Regions from separate parts of the Homo sapiens genome. Here region 2 is linked to region 1. Evidence: chromatin contacts called from ENCODE Hi-C data. All regions are on one chromosome and are shown on one strand. Each heading gives the region's core, a stretch centred on a gene start or an enhancer-like site at or near the end of the contact. The rest is flanking DNA. Distances are from core to core; before and after follow the strand shown.

Evidence for each region. A loop is a pair of places that touch in the nucleus more often than their neighbours do. Pooled maps may share reads with other maps.
Region 2: a pooled map shows a loop between it and region 1 (11-fold over the local background). The contact joins two enhancer-like sites. A Hi-C loop is called at or near these places in 2 of 37 single-sample maps with no recorded cell type and 3 of 50 pooled maps.

What each region holds. Positions count from the first base shown.
Region 1 is chr3:72,161,393-72,166,194 of GRCh38, forward strand. All of the region lies in intron 2 of LINC00870 (long intergenic non-protein coding RNA 870), which reads left to right. Among named protein-coding and RNA genes, the nearest start is that of LINC00870, 13 kb to the left of the region's middle. RefSeq lists enhancers at 1,352-1,401, 1,422-1,521, 2,522-2,791, 3,302-3,411. Within about 2 kb of position 2,744, at least 4 of the 41 ENCODE cell types and tissues checked have a DNase peak (open chromatin) inside an H3K27ac peak, as active enhancers do.
Region 2 is chr3:71,390,639-71,395,440 of GRCh38, forward strand. The region is part of intron 3 of FOXP1 (forkhead box P1); the gene reads right to left. Among named protein-coding and RNA genes, the nearest start is that of FOXP1-AS1, 100 kb to the left of the region's middle. RefSeq lists an enhancer at 1,615-1,694. Within about 2 kb of position 1,838, at least 4 of the 41 ENCODE cell types and tissues checked have a DNase peak (open chromatin) inside an H3K27ac peak, as active enhancers do.

The sequences.
Region 1 (4,802 bases), core at 1,494-3,993:
GATAATGGCCTTCAGCTGCATCCATGTTGCTGCAAAGGACATAATTTTGTTCATTTTTTATGGCTGTGTAGTATTCCACAATGTATACGTACCACATTTTCTTTATCCAGTCCACCATTGATGGGCATTTAACTTGATTCCATGTCTTTGCTATTGTGAATAGTGCTGCAATGAACATTCAAGTGCATGTATCTTTTTGGTAGAATAATTTCTTTTGGATATATACCCAGTAATGGGATTGCTGGGTTGAATGGTAGCTCTGTGTTAAGTTCTTTGAGAATTTCTCTTCTTTATAATACATTAATCCAGGCTTTCTCCACCTTGGCACTATTGACATTTTGGGCCAAATAATTCTTTGTTTTAGAAGACTGTCCTACACCCTGTAAGATGGCTAGTGGCAACCCTGACCTCTACCCACCAGAGGCCAGTTGCACCTCCCTGGCCCCTGGCCAGGTTGTAACAACTAGCAATGTCTTCAGATTGGAGGCTGGTTGAAAACCCCTGCATTCATCTGACCAGGCCCCTTGCTGGCTTACAATTCTTCAAGTTTCCCATAGTTTTTCTGGATAAAAGCAAAACTCCTTTGCTGGATCTATAAAACCTTCAATGATATGGCCCTGCTAATATAATTCAAGACACTTGTCTCTAGCCAGCACCCTCCCCAACGCCCAGAGAAAAAAATAATAGCTGACAAATACTGAGTACTTCCTAAGTGCGAGGCATTGTTCTAAGTATAAGTGCACTCCAAGGGTCACCATCTGTATGTCATAGCTGAGAAAATTGAAGTCTCTAGAGTTTAAGAAATGTGCGCAGGGCCACATGGTTAGCCCCTGGCAGATCTCCAGTTTGAATCCTGGCATTCTGACCTTGCCCCCAGCCCCTTTGCTTAACATACATAATAGGAACGATCGTTGCTCGAGCTTCTATCAATGCCGTTCCCTGAGGATGAAGCCCCACCCTGCTTCTCTGCACCGCTGACTCCTCTCACCCTCACTGTTCCCGGACAGTGGAGACAGCGTCTCTTTCGTTGCTCATCAAATCCTATGCCTGGCACAGCCCCAAGCTCAGCCAGTGTTTGTAACTCACCGGGTGTGTCAGCCCAGGACTCACCTCTCCTGGCAGGGCTGTCTTCATAAGGGATGATTTGCTTGACCAAAACAAACTCACTTGCGCTAACTTAAACACAGGGAAAGCAATCCTGAGGAGTTAGGTTATCTTGCAGGTCACAAGGACAAGAATTCATCTGGGTATCCTCTAGTTTAAGACTAGAAATTCCTCACAACAGACTGGTGCTGGGAATTGGAAAGCTGGCAGGAAGCAAATGGGCTCTTCCTCCTCTCTCTTTGGGTTCTTAAGGAGCACTTTTCTCCTTCTCTGCTTCATTTGCCTGCTTTTTGCTGTAGACCAGCCCCCAGCTCTCTGTTTGCACACCAGAACATGTGACTCCCAAATGCCTCCCCAGCACGGCCACCCCAACCACCCCAGCACAGGCAGCTCCAGCCCAAGTCTATGCACCTTAAAGGTTTAGTCCACGAAGCGACTTGATTTGTAAGTCTGAGCCCTAAGGCCAGGTCACTGGGAGGGAAATCCCATTGGCCCTGCTTGGTCAGGGGGTCACAACCTGGCTACAGATGACTCACTGGGGACTCTGGGAATAATCTCTCTCAAAAGGTAAAGTGGACAGGGACAGAGAAGATGATTAAGAAAGGAATAGAAATCCAGGGGAGGCCAGGCGCGGTAGCTCACACCTGTAATCCCAGCACTTTGGGAGGCGAGATGGGCAGATCACTTGAGGTCAGGAGTTCGAGACCAGCCTGGCCAGCGTGGTGAAACCCCCATCTCTACTAAAAATACAAAAATTAGCTGGGTGTGGTGGTACATGCCTGTAATCCCAGCTAGTGGGGAGACTGACTCAGGAGAATAGTTTGAACCCGGGAGGCAGAGGTTGCAGTGAGCCAAGATCACGCTACTGCACTCCAGCCTGGGCAACAGAGCGAGACTCCATCTAAAAAAAAAAAAAAAAAAAAAAAGAAGAAAGAAAGAAAGGCAGGGGAAAATTGAAAATTATGACAGAGGAAACAATGAGGTGAAAGAAAGGCCCAGTGTCTCAGATCGCCCTGGCTGTCCCCTGAGTTGAGGACACATCTCTTTCCTCCTTCTAAGAAGAGGCCTTGTCACTTTGTTCTTGCTGGCAGAGCTGGAAAGGCTTGAAGGAGACCACCCAGTGAGGTCACCACACAGTCCTCTTTGCTGCCCCCCATCCTCCCTGCTTTATGGTACCCAAGTCAGGGCTGCTGACCAACCACTGAGTGTCTTGACAAGTCTCAGAGAAGAGATGGACAAGGTACAAAAGTCCTCCGGCTGTTCGGCTGGGAATGGGCTCCCTAATTATGTTCTCAGCCCATACGCCCTGTGGCCACAGCTTCCAGTTAACTAGCAGCAGCCAGAGGGGTGGGGCAGGGGCAGACAGACCAGGTTCCAGGTAATTGTGGCCAAGCCGGAGCTGAACACAGAATGTGGAGGGTGTGCTGGCTTCTGGACACCCCAGATTATGGCTCTGGTGTTGTGTCTATATGATGCAACCAGGGTGTGTATCTTCCCCCCAGGGAAAGGCCCTCCCCACTCCAACCACCACCACAGGTGGTGTGGAGAACTTGCTAGATGCACGCAGTATCTTCTTCCTCCTTCTCAGGGGCCCTGCTGAGCCCAGAAGACCTAATTATATTTAGCGGGTTGCAGTTTAGGACTTGCGGTTAGGCAGGAAAGTGTGTGATTCTCCAAGTGTGGTTCCCCCTAATACCTGCATCTGAATCCCCTGGGGAGCTTATAAAAATGCAGCTTTCTGGGCCCCACCTTTGACCTATAGAATCAGAATCTCTGGATTGGTGGGGCCCAGGAGTCTGTACTTTAATAAACTTACTCTCTCCCCTCTGCTGCACATCAATCGTGTGCACACCAGTGATTCTGTTGTACTCAAAAGTTTAAGGACCGAAAATCACTGGCACAGTGGTTAAAAGCTTGGTGTCTAAACTTGGAGCCTGACTCTCTTATTAGCTGGCCCTGTGGCCAAATTAGTTACGATGCTTCATCTCAGTTCCCTCACCTGTAAAATGGGCATAAACACAGCATGCATGTCATAGAGTTACTGGAAGCACTCAGTGCCCTTAGCTGTAAATAGTGAGCACTGCCTAATGATAGCTGTCATGCTTTGTTGTGGTGGAGGACAGAGAGGATATGAAAGCTGTGAAGGCCAAAGACTAGAAGCCAACCCAGACTTAAGTCTAGAGCTGGCGGACTGGGGTGCCAGGGAAGAATGATCTCTGAGCAGAGCACAGCAAAGATGAGATGTCATCCAGGGCAAGGCCCAGAGGAGGTCACGTGCTGTAAAGTCCCTGCAGTGAGACAGCATGGGGCACCTAGGGACGAGAGCCAGACACAGTCAAGGGCAAGAAAGACAGGTAGGCAGGAGCCAGACTGGGAGAGGCCTGGTAGACCAAGGCGTGGGCACTTGATCCTGTGAATGATGAAGGGTCATGTAGGTTACATTTGCACACTGTTACACCTTTAGACACGGGCACCTGAGGTTCTTGCTTAGGGTGTGATTTATAGGGCTCTACCCTGGAGCCCACTGCCTCCCCGACAACCTGGTTGAGGAGTGGTGATACCTAAGGATTCGCCACCTGGAACCTACATCCACTTCTTTATGCATCATGCTTTACATACTTGGAACTCCTGCTCCAAACATCCTGAGCCTACCTTTAGGGTCTGTGCACACCTCTTTCTCTTGTCCCTCTTCCTTCTCCAGGGAGGCTGCTACAGCTTTTGTCCAGCAGGCCAATCTGAGAGGCAACCGTGTGTGTACAGGAGGGGTGGGCAACTCTTGGACTTGCAGTCTGTGGGGTCCACATGCGTGGGGCTGGAGATGGGCCTTGCACCCTCCTTTGTGCTCTTCTCCCAGGTTGCAGTAGGTATCGGGGCAGGACTGCTGCAGATTTGCTCTCTGGCTTGCCAGAAGGGAATGGACTAGGCGAGGCCTCCAGACTCAAGGCCTGCAGACCTGTTATGAGCCTGTTGCCAAAATCCCAGCCAAAGAAAATGGTGGCTTCTGGCTAAGTTGTGGTGGCTAGGAGTGGGGGAAGGTGACTGATTCAAGAACTATTCAGTAGGTGGCCTCATACTGTTCCCTGTCTTGTCTTTGACTGCTCATGGGAACCAATCCACCATTCCACAGGGAGGAGGAGAAAGTAATTTGAAGCTAGCAGGGTTAGATGCAGAAACAATAGGCTTATCCAGACTATACAGAAAAAGGTAAAAGAAAAAAAAATCAGTGACACACAAAAGCTAATACAATATTACCTCACTTGCAGAAGAGCATTGCTGAAAGACAGGACCTCTGGTGCATGGCAAAGACTGAAGAAGAGAGAAGTTGGGGAGGGAAGCTTTGAGTTTATGTGAGACTAAGGCTAGGTAGCAATCTCATGCCTTCTCATTGCTGCCAATGAAAAAATTTTAGCTTGCCATCAAAAAACAGAATTTCTGGAAAACTTATATCCTCCACTATGTGCTTGACAGCTTCCCCATGTTTGAAGACTCTTCTGATAAGATCAGTGTGGATATGAACACATGCGACCTTTTGATATTATGTAACAAAATGTGTCAACATTTGGTAGATCTGCAGAACTCTGTGAACCAATATTTTCCAAATAGTTGATATAATGTTATAGAATCACACATGGGTAAAAGGTCCATTTAAAACACAACATAGACAGATTGATTTTAATATGATAAAATATAAAAGCTCA
Region 2 (4,802 bases), core at 588-3,087, 770 kb before region 1:
TCCAAAAAGCGAAAGGTTTATTCCATGATGACATTCTGTTCCAGTTTCAAGTAAACAAAGGCCAACTTCTTGCAGACATGGCAACTTCTTGCAGACGTGGCCCAAGTTAAAAACGGTTAAATAAGAAAGATTTTAAAAGTTCCTTTGTGCATGCTGCTTTGAAATAAACAGTTCAAATTCTTGTGCAGTGCCGTGTAGTCAGGAAGAGATGAGCCCCCCATCTGAGACAAGCCTCACGTTATCAAACTCTGCCCTCCCCAGGCCTGGCCTGTTGCAAATCCAGAATTAAACACTGTTAATTATTTGCAGGCAAAATCCTTTTCAAAGTAAAAAATCAAATTGTTTGTTCAAAAACTCCTGCTCCATCTAAGTTCCCCCTCCCGCTGAACATCATTACTTCAAAGAGCTCACAAAAATGTCATGGCCTCCAAACATGTATATGAAGGAAATGATGAATCTGTATGAATGGAAGATCTAAGTATTCTCCACTTGTAATAATAACACTCACCTAAAACAAAAATATCACATATTTCCAATTCTAGATTGGACTTTGTCAGGTTTCAATATTAAGAGTCAATTTTATTGACTTCCTCCAGTTTAAATTTAGAAATCTTTTTCTTACTGTCTTAACCACCCATGCCTACTTGCCCCCACTACAAAAAGTTTCATGGTTTAGACATAGGTTGAAAAATCTGCCTAACTAAATAAACAAAGACTGCCTTTCTTTCCAAATAAAAATGAGTTTAAGAATTTGCCTACTGTTCCCCCAAGACACAATCATATAGCAAATTCTCCCACCTCCAAAATGATTGATGTGATGTCTTTCCTTTCTTTCATCATTCCCTACCTTGTCTGGTCGCTGGTGAAAACCAGGAAGCCACAGACACACACTTCGGTCTTTCGCTTGTGCGGGCCTCAATTCTCCAATGCCAGGTTGCTGCCAATGTCCTTGCAGCCAATGGTAAACAGGCCACAAGGTTCAAGTTAACTGCGGAGCGTTACTACACTGAACATCTGGTCATGAATGAACGGATTGCCCACTAACTCTCAGCATTGGGCAGCTGATGAAAAATTCAACATTTTCCTTGTTGGCACAGTTGTTTTGGAGAATTCTCTAGAGCTTCCTGAATTATATTAAGAAAATTTCACTGCAGCAATCTATATCTGTGAGAACAGCTGGTGTTGAAAGGGATCTGCTGCTCTCTCTCTGTGCTGGGGGACCTCATGTTGGATCAGGACACTTTTACTACATTTGTCCTTGAAAACTTAGCCTTCGTTCAGGGGTACAGGGTAAAGCAGGAAAGACAGCTCACGGATGCTGGATTCCACACAGACGAACATCTTAATTCAGAGTGAAAAATCTATTACTCAGTGAAGAAGGCATTAAGATCAAAACAGTTCATTAGAAATAGACCTGTCTCTGAATTTTCTTTAGAAAACATATCTAATCAAAATTATCGTTGGGTTATGATATCAGATTGGTCCTATCAGCATGGCACATTTCCTAAAGATTTTCAGTAGAAAATAATAGTCCTTTATAAAACTCAACTAGATGCAATGTGTCCAAACATTACTTTTTCACCACATAACTGATTTTAAACTCAGCAAAGTGTTTTATTAAACCTAAGGGTGAAACAATTAGAGCAAATCTGATGTAATATGTTACATTATACTCAGCACTGGAAGAGGTCACAGTGACAGAGGTGTCTGAGGCTTAAGAAAAGAAATTCTCTAAAAATATAACAGTCGCGTTTAAAGAAATTAACTTGTTAATGGATATATGTGATATATTACTATTCTTTTTGTTTAAAAAAAAGGAAGTGGTAAACTTAAGTCAAGCTAAATTTAGGCTATTATCTATGCAGCATAAATTTCACTTCTGTGTATAAATGCTAACTTGCATATTTCTCCATGGTAACTAAACTATGATTAAAACAACAGTGAAACCAGCCTTTAAAGCCACCTGTTTAACTAGGAACAACCTAATTTACAAAAATACTTAAACTTTGGAAATTTCATGGGCATCTATATCGTGCTCTTCCCAGTAGAAAGCTCACTTTTCCATGAACATATAATTGCAATGCACTTGGCCTAGGTCGCAATCATTCTTTTTTTAACTAGTGTAATTTTTTTCATGTATTGTTCACGCTAACCTAAGTGGTATTTAAGATTGTAAAGAATAAGACTGTAATAACTCTTTCCAAGAAGAAAGTTATTTTACCGTTTGGAAGGGATTAATTTACCTAGAAAGTATCTTCACATTTTACAAAAAGAACAAATGAAAAAAGTGAGAAAATTCCAAACTGAAATGACTCTTTGAGATGGCAAGCCACATTCAAACTAATTTTTTTATTGAGATAGCCTGATAATTTACTAATGAAGAAATGGGCTATTTTATTGGTGAAATTAAAGAAATAATTATAATATGCCCAAGAATAATAAAAATGTAGGTATAAGCAATATTTTCTTATTTAATTATAAAACATAAAAGTAGGTTTGAATGTGAATCATTTTGAAACCTTAGAATTGGGTTTAGAATTTAAATACTGAAAACCCCATGAAGTTGAAGCATAATCATAATAGGTCAGGTTTGGTGTGAAAATCATGACTCATATTCATGACACATATTCAGAAATGCCTCATACTAAAACTTTATTATAATCAAAAATTGATCCTCAGTTTTTTTTTGTCTCCTGGTCTTTACATGATGTAATGTCTAAGACCACATTTCACACTGTTAAGTAATGATGACTATAGAAGACTCATAATAAAAAAAAAACTCATAAAATGTCACAATTTATAATTTTATGTATACTTGCCTCTCTAATATCATGTACATTTACGCAGTGGATGCTAATTAGATAACAACGGTATTACTATAATGTCTATAAAACCTGCCTTTAAAACCAAATTCCGTTAAAAATAGTCTTTTCAAGCTGACATAGCCCATTTCCAGGGTCATATTTAAAATAATTAGCACCATTGCTAGTAAATGTTCTAATAAAACTTGAAAATGATTTCTAAGCAAAATGCAAAATTCTCTAAACTTAACAAGAAAGTCTTCCAGTAATCTGAGATAATCTTTTGAAAGGGTGTCTGTGAAATCAAAGCAGTTTTAACATTTTAAAGTTCAGAATCTCTAGGGCCACTTACATGGCTCCTGAAAACTACTCTTGGAGAACCTGACCTATGGACTCTCTCATCCCATCTGATTCTTTTTCATTTTTTAAATTTTTTGTAGAGATGGGATCTCACTGTGTTGCCCAGGCTGGTGTTGAACTCCTGGGCTCAAGTGATCCTCCAGCCTCGGCCTCCCAAAGTGTTGGGGTTACAGGCATGAGCCACTGCACTCAGCCCCATATACTTCTTTGACACATACAAATGTCTGCGGAGCAGAGCAAGAGTTTCTGAGAAGCACATGGAAACAAAAGCCAACTATGCCTGCATCAACAATGTCCACTAAAAGAGCCCCAATTTCCAGAAGAGTCACCAGCTCCCAAAGAGCAGAATGTAAATTGTTCATATGCACCAGCCCAACTCCAAGGCAATCAGCAGTTATTTTTAGAAGTCCCGGATTTTTGTTTTCTCAGAACAATGATGAGTCCTCTTTAGAGATACGTTTTTAAAACCAACAGTCAACTCTCCTTTTTAAGCCTCCCCTATTTCAAATCCAATTCAGCTATTGGACAAAAAATCTAGAAGAAAGAATTCCATAGGCAGTGGTCATTTGTTCTTAAATACATCCCAGACCTTAGAAGAAAAGGTCAAACAGGTTATCTGTGAGTGTGAAGCAATGCCTAGGAACCAATGAGGGAAAAAGGTAACTATACCCACCATGAATTTGTCTGCTAGGTTTCTCCCGGTAAGATATAAAGTCTCTTCAATGGATCAAAGATGCATTTTTATAGTTTTAAAAATAGACATTTTAATAGATAAGATGATCAAATTGAAGGGTCATCAATAATAGCAACTTTGTATTTTGTATATGACTTTGCATTTGTCAGGTAGCTGCCATTTCATCATTATACCGACCCTTGTGTCAAAGGTAGTGTCAGTCTTACAGATGGATGACTCTGGAAAAACTAAATGGCTCGTCCCAAAACTGCTGGGATTTGTTTGGGGACTCCAATTCCAGTGCTCCTTTCACTATTATGGCTCTTAACGAAAGAATTGAACTGGAGGCTGGGCGCGGTGGCTAACGCCTGTAATCCCAGCACTTTGGGAGGCCGAGACGGGCAGATCACCTGAGGTCGGGAGTTCGAGACCAGCCTGACCAACATGGAGAAACCTCGTCTCTACTAAAAATACAAAATTAACCGGATGTGGTGGAGCATGCCTGTAATCCCAGCTACTTGGGAGGCTGAGGCAGGAGAATTGCTTGAACCCAGGAGGCAGAGGTTGCGGTGAGCCAAGATCGCGCCACTGCACTCCAGCCTGGGCAACAAGAGTGAAACCCCGTCACAAAAAAAAAAAAAAAAAAAAAAAAATTGAACTGGATAATCCAGACAAAACCATCTACTTCCCCCTAGTTAATATCTGGAGACTGTTTCACTGATTCTATTATTTGGCTCATGACTGAACAGATTCCTAGTTCCCTTTTAGCATTAAAGTAATAGGTAGAAGAATAAAGCTCGGCGTCTTGCGACCCTGGTTTCCAAAGTCTGTAAGATCAGGCCCCAACTAGTTCTGCTGCCTTGAGTGTTTCTGCTCTCCATCTTGTATGCCTTTTTTCTGTTCCTCAGACCCACCCAGTTCATGATACCCCAGGGTCTGAACACTGGTTGTTCCCTAAGTCTGGAATG